2 separate regions of the Homo sapiens genome follow, and region 1 is linked to region 2. Evidence: chromatin contacts called from ENCODE Hi-C or POLR2A ChIA-PET data. All regions are on one chromosome and are shown on one strand. The core of a region is the stretch at or near the end of the contact, and the rest is flanking DNA. Distances in the headings are between cores, read along the strand shown. Region 1 overlaps LINC02416 (long intergenic non-protein coding RNA 2416). Region 2 overlaps PCED1B (PC-esterase domain containing 1B).

The links. Hi-C counts contacts between places; a loop is a spot of excess contacts on that map. ChIA-PET counts read pairs that join two places held with the same protein, here RNA polymerase II (POLR2A). Pooled maps may share reads with other maps.
Region 1: a map of naive thymus-derived CD4-positive, alpha-beta T cell shows a loop between it and region 2 (6-fold over the local background). The contact joins two enhancer-like sites. A Hi-C loop is called at or near these places in 4 of 168 maps with a recorded cell type or tissue (CD4-positive, alpha-beta memory T cell, CD8-positive, alpha-beta T cell and naive thymus-derived CD4-positive, alpha-beta T cell), 7 of 37 single-sample maps with no recorded cell type and 12 of 50 pooled maps. POLR2A ChIA-PET finds 5 or more read pairs at or near these places in 14 of 52 experiments (B cell, CD4-positive, alpha-beta T cell, CD4-positive, alpha-beta memory T cell and 9 more).

The regions. Positions count from the first base shown.
Region 1 is chr12:47,359,566-47,363,852 of GRCh38, reverse strand. All of the region lies in intron 1 of LINC02416 (long intergenic non-protein coding RNA 2416), which reads right to left. Among named protein-coding and RNA genes, the nearest start is that of MIR4494, 2.6 kb to the left of the region's middle. RefSeq lists a silencer at 2,222-2,271. Within about 2 kb of position 2,977, at least 8 of the 41 ENCODE cell types and tissues checked have a DNase peak (open chromatin) inside an H3K27ac peak, as active enhancers do; they include B cell and CD8-positive, alpha-beta T cell, where a contact is called at or near this core.
Region 2 is chr12:47,191,159-47,195,229 of GRCh38, reverse strand. All of the region lies in intron 2 of PCED1B (PC-esterase domain containing 1B), which reads right to left. Among named protein-coding and RNA genes, the nearest start is that of MIR4698, 5.4 kb to the right of the region's middle. Within about 2 kb of position 1,954, at least 4 of the 41 ENCODE cell types and tissues checked have a DNase peak (open chromatin) inside an H3K27ac peak, as active enhancers do; they include B cell and CD8-positive, alpha-beta T cell, where a contact is called at or near this core.

The DNA.
Region 1 (4,287 bases), core at 1,728-4,227, 170 kb before region 2:
TTTAACTTTTATATAAGTAAATTTATCAATCTTATCTTTTATGTCTGTCACTTTTCCCCAGTTAAAAATTATGAGAAAAAGATCAATGATTTTTCCAGTATTGTTATGGTTTCATATTTTACATTCAAGTTATTGATCCACATAGAATTTGTTTGGGCATAAGATACTTCTGCACTTTTTCCCCCAATGGCATGTTCATCACAACATTTCTGAATTATTCATATTCTCCCATTAACTTTAAAATACCACCTTATTTATATTTTATTTTATTTTATTTTTTTGAGACAAAGTCTTACTCTGTCACCCAGGCTGGAGTGCAGTGGCACAATCATGGCTTACTGCAGACTTGACCTCCAGGGCTCAAGTAATCCTCCCACCTCAGCCTCCCAAGCAGCTGTGACTACGGGCATGCACCAGCACACCCAGGTAATTTTTATATTTTTTGTAGAGACAGGGTTTTGCAATGTTGCTCAGGCTGGTCTCGAACTCCTGAGCTTAAGTGATACACCCACCTCAGCCTCCCAAAGTGCTGGGATTACAGGCCTGAGCCACTGCACATGGCCTTATATTAATATTAATACTTTAAGTTCTTAAAGGTATTTGGGTCTGTTTCTGGGGTCTTTATTCTCCATTAACAGCTTTCTTATTTCTTATAATTTCTCTACCTATAAAATATCTTAATATTGGATAAAACTATTTCTTCATTATTTCATTTACAGTTGTATTGGCTATTCTCACTCCTCTATTATTCTACAAGACCTTTACAACATTTTGTCAGTCTCCAAAAAAATCCTATTGATATTTTGATTGGAATTACAATTGCTTCAGGGAAAAGAAACTATATTGTTTCATTCACTCCTATCTTTCGGGTTCCCATATTAATCAGGATAGGATGGACTGTTGCAAGAATAATTAAATTTTCAAATCCCAGGGTATTATTTCAACAAAATTTTGTTTCTCACTCATGTAAATTCCTGTGCAATTGGGCCACTCTCCAGGACAGGGGTCCTCACTTTAGGGGCCCCACTGTCCAGGCTGTTTTGATCTTACAGCTCTGCTCTCTCAACATGCTGAGGACGATGGAAGAGATAACTTCCGGTCCTGTCTAGTTAGGTGGAGTGGTAAAACCAATCCTGGTCAATGGACTTTGAGTAGCAGTGATATGTCTCACTTCAGGATCAAAGCTTAGAAAAGCAGGTGTGAATTTTCCCTGTGATCTTTTCCTTTGTTGGTCAATTTCGGAGCCCATGACTTGAGATGACAGAACCAGCGACAGAAATCTTTTCAATAACTGAGCCACTTCATCACACAGGGCAGTTGCCCAGGGAACTCACCTGACTCACATCAGACCCACAGCTTTATTGTATTAAGGCCACTGAGATTCCAGGCGAAAGTTGCTACTGCAATGTGAAAAAACTTATCCTGACTGGAAAAAAAAAAAATGCTGAGGCCAGTAGTGGTAAGCTGTTGAAAAAAAATTAAAATACTGGCTTAGCAGTCAGCTGATGACAGAGAGGAAACTGATATCAGATGCTGGGAAGAAGGCAACACATTTGGTAAAGGTTTTGCTTGTGATTACCTTGCAAGACCATTCACCTATTGTACTGCTGCTATTATATATGTGGTTGCTTCTGGTTGTGTTTGGCAAAGTACTGGGAGGGAAGAGAGAGAGAGAGAGAAGCAACTCCAGAAAGAAATGACCAGTTTATAATGAATAATAAAAGGGAATAAAGATAATCCAAAAATTTGGAGTCTTATAAATTTGAAAAAACCAACTGCTTTTAGATTCAGAATCTGAAGAGTTTAAAGGCTTTGAGTAAAAAGTGCTAGGAAAAAAGAAAAAAAATATATATATATGTATATGTATACACACACACACACATAGATACATACATACATACTTGTGTGTGTATCAGTTGATTAAATGCCTCAGGGCAAAGGTTAGATCAACTTTTACAACTTGTTAAAACTTTAGAGGATTAAAATTACTTAAATCGAGGTCCTGGCCACGAAGGTGCGGGGGAGAGGCAGAGGGAGGATGTTTTGAGGACAAGAAAGCACAAGAATGAAGCAGAAATAAAAGAAGTCCCTCAAACACAATTCTAAATATGGTTATTTGCTCATGGAAATGTCTGGAAGCAGATAGATGGGGCCTCCTGGTTTTTGAGGTAGTCGTTCAGTAGTACAAAGAAACTGTAAGCCTGGTCTAAAAAGCCTGAGGCACCACCCTAATTCAGGGCAGGACGTGGAAAGCTGTGTAGCTCAATACTTCAAGTATGACCAAGGCAGATAATAGAACAGAAAGGACTTCCCAGAGGGTGGAGCCAATGAGCTCTGAGAACTGCCCTACACCCTGGGGGAATGGGCCCTGGAAGTCAAGTTTGTACCTGTGGCCGTGTCCCCGAGCAGAGTTGTTTGAACCCACATTGGGCAGTTGTCCTAAGTTTGACTAATCAGATTCTCTCAGAACTTTGTAACTGAGACTGAGATGTTCTTGTTTCTTTGAGAAGTTTGCTTGTTCTGAGGTAATAAGAACGGAGGACTTTATGGGAGTGGCCATCTTTTACCTATCAAGTGTGCTGAGAATGCTGTAGAGAAAACTGGTCTTTTCTGTAGAGAAGAGAAAAGAATACTTCTTGTGGAGAAGACATGAGAAACCATATTTATGGGGGCAAGGTGCAGGCAGTGGGGCAGGGAAGAGGGAGAGGGACACAGAGATTTGAAACATGATTCTGCCTGTTCCTGAGAGCTTTCTAGTCTCCTGGCTCCCCCAGGGTCAAGCTCCTATAAGGACCAGCTGTACTCCTATAAGTTCCAGGAGGCACCCATGTATCATTACAGTCCATCTCCTTTTCTTGTTTAAGTTTGTTTGGGTTGGTTTCTCTTTCTTAAAATCAAAAGACCCTTGACTGAGGAAGTGCCCGTATCTTATCACTGCAAAACATCTCCAGGAAGGAACCTCCCCTTCCTTCCTGCTGTGTACGTTGTGGTCACAGCACGACAGTGAGATTTCTCAGTAATCCCTGATTTCAAAGTAATTACAGGGGAAAAGGAGTAGCTGAAAAATTGGCTCATGCCTCCATCTCCATCTAGAATGCCCAGTGTTAAGGATGACCTCTTTAATAACAACACTGAGAACAGCAGCAATAATATGAAAAGAAAACATAATGATTCCTATTGTCCTTAATTTCATACTCAGGTTAAGGAGGAGGAGGAATATTTACTCTTTATTTCCTTTATCAATTCACTCTCCTGCTCTCTGGAAAGGTTTTCTACCTTCTCATTCTCCTACTTAGAGCGTCCCTTCTCTTTCCTTACTCTCAGCTGATGAACTTATTTTTTATTCCACTGAGAAAAAAAGAATAACTAGGAGATAATTTTATTATCCTTCCAGCACCAAATCTACCAAACTGCCAGCAAGGTACCCATTTACTTGGCCCTCCCTCCTGTTCCTATCAGTGCTTAAAGTTCTATCAAAGCCCAATAGAACTTCCTGAGATGATAGAAATATTCTGTACCTGTCTCTCCTCAAGGCAAAGCCGAGAGCCACACATAACTATTGAGTGATTGGAACATGGCCAGTGAAATTGAGGAACTGAATTTTACATTTTATTTAATTTCAATTAATTTAAATGCATATAGCCATATGTGGCTAGTGGCTGCTGTGTAGGACAGCTGAGGTATACAGAAGTCTTTTGAGGAGTTTTGCTATAAAGGAACAGAAAATGGGGTGGATAGTCACAGAGGGATGGGGGTCAAAGCAACAGCACTTTAAAAAAAAAGGTAAATAACATTTTAGCATGCTGGTAGGAAGGATTCATAGAACAGACAAAAAGATTACACAGGAGAGAAAGAAGGGTCAGTTGCATGTCTCAAAAGAAAGCATACACATAGCCAATAAGTGCACGAAAAATGCTCAACATCACTGATCATTAGAGAAATGAAATCAAAACCACAATGACGTACCATTTCACACCAGTCAGAATGGCTACTATTAAAAAATCAAAAAATAACAGATGCCGGTGTGATTGCAGAGAAAAGGTAATGCCTATATGCTGCTGGTAGGAATGTAAATTAGTTCAGCCACTGTAGAAAACAGATTGGAGGTTTCTCAAAGAACTCAGAACTACCATTCGATCCAGCAGTCCCATTGTTGGGTATATATCCAAAAGGAATATAAATTTTTCTACCGAAAAGACATATGCACCCATATGTTCACTGCAGCACTATTCACAATAGCAAAGACATGGAATCAACCTAGGTGCCCATCAATGATGGACTGTACAA
Region 2 (4,071 bases), core at 705-3,204:
AGCTTCCCGAGTAGCTGGGACTACAGGTGTGTACCACCATGCTCGGCTGATTTTTGTATTTTTAGAAGAGACGGAATTTCGCCTTGTTGGTCAGGCTGGTCTCGAACTCCTGACCTCATGATCCACCCGCCTCCGCCTCCCAAATGCTGGGATTATAGGCGTGAGCCACCGCGCCCGGCCTACTTTTAGAAATATTTCTAAAGATGAATTCCAAAAGACTAAAACAGGCTTTTCTTCCCCCCTCTCATACAAGAACACATTTCTTCATTTAACAAGTTAAATATATAATACTAATAAATAATTCACAATACTCAAAATGAAGATAATAACTTTAAAGAAGAGGAATTATGAAACAGGATAAGTGGCCAGTGCTGTTTCTGAACACAACAATGCCATTTACTCTCGAATTTAGCCACACGGCACCTTTCTCTTCCTCATTAAAACCCTGGCCACATATTGCTGCTTCTGCCATCTAAGGTCTGTTCTTTAAATAGCACATGGAACTCCGACCGGTATGACCTTTCTTGTTGGCAGGTCATCTGAGGATATTAACTGGAGTACTTTGTCCCACAGTTCCCAGAAGAGCAGGAGACCTCAATATTCTAAGAAGCTTCACTGTTGAAAGTCTAAGTAGTTTGCCAAAAATGATTGATTTTCTTTACACTAAGGAAATTTCTCTTGTGTTTGCAATAAGTAGCTATCAAAGGGACATTTGTGGTTCTAAATTAGTTCCAGTACCTGTAAAGAGACCCATCCCAGCAAGGTGCGGTGGCTCACGCCTGTAATCCCAGCACTTTGGAAGGCCTAGGCAGGTGGATCACGAGGTCAGGAGTTCGAGACCAGCCTGACCAACATGGTGAAAGCCCATCTCTATTAAAAATACAAAAATTAGCTGGGCGTGGTGCTGCGCGCCTGTAATCCCAGCTATTCAGGAGGCTGAGGCAGGAGAATCACTTGAACCCAGCAGGTGGAGGTTGCAGTGAGCTGAGATCGTGCCACTGCACTCCAGCCTGGGCGACAGAGTGAGACTCCATCTCAAAATAAAAAAAGACCTATTCCTGAGAGGAGGCAGGCAGTGGGGAGACAGATGTGTTTCAGGAGCATGGAGGGAAGTTATCTGAAAAATGCTGGCTGCAAAGGGCAAGCGGCCACTCCTGCAAGGAGGTCTCAACACAGTATGACCAAGGGCCCTGCAGGTGGCAGAGCACAGCAAAAGCACAGCAAGAGCATGTGGTATTTATTCAAAGCCAAGGGAGGTAGGCAGGAAACCAGAATGCAGCTTAGTGAGGGCAAGAGCAAGGCAGGGCCCCAGCCCCAGCAAGACTGAGCAATGAAATGGCTTTAAAATAACAACAATCTGCAGTTATCAAAACTGGGGCCAAAATGGCAGACACCCTGAAATAAACTGGTGAAATGCAATCTTAAAACAGATGAACAGCAAATGAGCTAGAATCTTGGAGACTATTTGGTTGCCTCATATGATTTATAGGACTGGAGCAATGTTGCTGATCCTTATACTGAAATTTATGTCACGGGGAGAAAATATAATTCTAACTTACTAGAGAACCATGATTGAAGCTACTCAGGGCTGAGTGGGCAGAAGTATATCTTTGTCTCTGAGGGAAATTGTAAGACTTGCTTGTAGTTTATAAAAGTCATCCATAATTTTTAATCTTTTGTTTTGGGGGTCAGCCAAAATCCTACACCCTAACTATTGTAATCCAGGCGAGTGAAGGCAGTAATCTGAATTACCATGGTGATTGAGGGTTGGGGAGAAGGTGATGGGCTGAAACAATGACTGGAGTGGAAAGGGGGAAGGGGGCAGGAATTCAGGAATTGTGAGCAGGGAATTATTATAAAGAATGGTTCCCTGGTTTCTGCATTGGCTTGAACAACTCTGAGTGGACAGTGATGCTCATAGGAAGTGGGGACGGTCAGATGCCGGAATGCAAAATCCGGTCTCACTTTGTACTTCCTGTGTGAACCTGAGTCAGTTACTCAACCTCTCTGAGGATACAACAAATTTGAGAGTTCATATTTTGGTACATATGAGAGTCTATTAATTGTTAAGCCCTACAGTAAGTGATGAGAGTAATAAGACAAATAGAATACAGCTCTTGAATTCATTTTTTGCAGTCAGCTAGGAGAGACATGCAAAAACAATTAGCAAAATACAATGGGAGAAGCGCTAAAATATCTGTGTGCATAAAGCATTCAGTAAGCCCAGAATAATGTACTCTGCTTGCAAATATGGGGATAAGGAAGGTCTCATGTAGACGTGAGGAAAGAAGAATGGACATTGGAGCTAGGCTTGAATGAATAGTTTCACCAAAATACATTTTCTTTGTGATCTTAGACAAATTAATCTCTCCGAGCCTTAGTTTCCTCAGTTGGGGTTAATGATAGTACTTGTCTCAAGGAATGATGGTTAAATGAAATAATGCATGAAAAATCCTCAGCACAGTGCCTGTTACACAGCAAGAACTCCATGAATGTTTGCTATTTTTATTACCATTATTGCTATGGAGAGCCCTGGGAGTCAGTCAGCTCTGATGGACTCAATGATGTATCAAAGTCACAGCTAGTTAGTACCAGAGACTGGACCAGGATCCAGGCTGCCACTTTTATTCTCTAAAATGAAAGGAGAGCTCTGCCCTCGTCCAATTCCACTTTTTCCACTGAAGATTAAATTGGATTCTTTTATGTAAAGTGGACTCTCCAAGTGACTTTTCCCAAAGGAAAGTTTTGAATGAAATCATTTACCATTTGAATGAGCTCATATCCAAAAGGAGCACCCATTTGGATAGAGCCGATCAGTCTGCAGTATATACAATTTCACTTTGCTTACTGGTCATCTCCATTTTTTTTCCAGGCTACATATTTTTCTTATTTCAGCCTTCTAAACTCCCTGTTCTCTGCAGCCTATTTAATTGACTTTCATATCAAAGGAAAGTGAAAGCAAAAATAGGTTTTACTTATAATCAACATGCATTTACTGTTTGTCGTGATTTAGAAGCTCTTTGCTGGCACTATGGAAAGAGGCAAAAAAAAAAAAACAAAAAAAAAAAGCGTAGCCTCCATTTTTGAAATAGTTAAAGCAAGCCAGATCCACATAAAATAAGAAAACAGTAATTCTAGAACAATGTATAGATATTCTACAGTGATACGGGGTGGATTGAATACATTTATACAAAGGAGGCAAATTAAATTGGTGTTCTATTGAGTTGGAGTTAATGAGGATGTACAGAGAGAAAACAGTCAATCATTTCTGTGGCAAGCGCCATGTTAGGTGCTCCTATAGAGTATCTAAAGAAAATGATGTCTGAGTTAGCTCAAGAAAATGGTAATGGACTCAGATTGGCAAAGAGAAAGGCAGGCAAGTGGTTCTCATCAGAATCACCAGGTCCTTAAAAAAAAAAGCACAACACAACAAAACAAAAAAACCAAAAAAACCCCAAAACTTTTGTGTCCAGGCCGCACCCTCAGCGATTCTGCCTCAATTCCTCAGGGTGAGCAGCCCAGGTGTCCAGCTTTATGAAGGTTCCCAGGGCAATCTATTTTGCAACCTGGGCTGAAAACCTCTGCTTTAGGGCAAAGGCTGGATGATGACTATGCCCAAGTCCTGGGTGGAGAGAGGCAGGCCTGCGGTATTTCTTCTTCCGGATTGCAATGGAAACATGACTTCCCCCAATTTGCCTAGGATGAGAGTAAAGTGAATGCATTGGGTTGTGAACATGTGAACGTTTGCCTGGGGAGGGTCAAGGTGAGGATTTGGGAGAAATAATCTTTTGAGATCTTATAGAACTGCTGAATGCTGACACTGGGGTATAGAATTAGGAAGAAACTTAGAGATTTTAAACAAAAATAGTGGTCTCTGAGGAATTAAATGTATGGAGTCGTAAAGCTGGCAGAAGATAAAGGAGTGAAAAAAGTCTGGAAACAGACAGCTCAGGGCTTTAGGGTCAGTGGTGTCCCTTTGTAAAAACTGCTTCAATTCAACCTCATTTGTAAATGGGCATACTCATAGTAGCCCTGTGTGTCTGTTGGGAAGGTGATGTCACCAAGCCTATA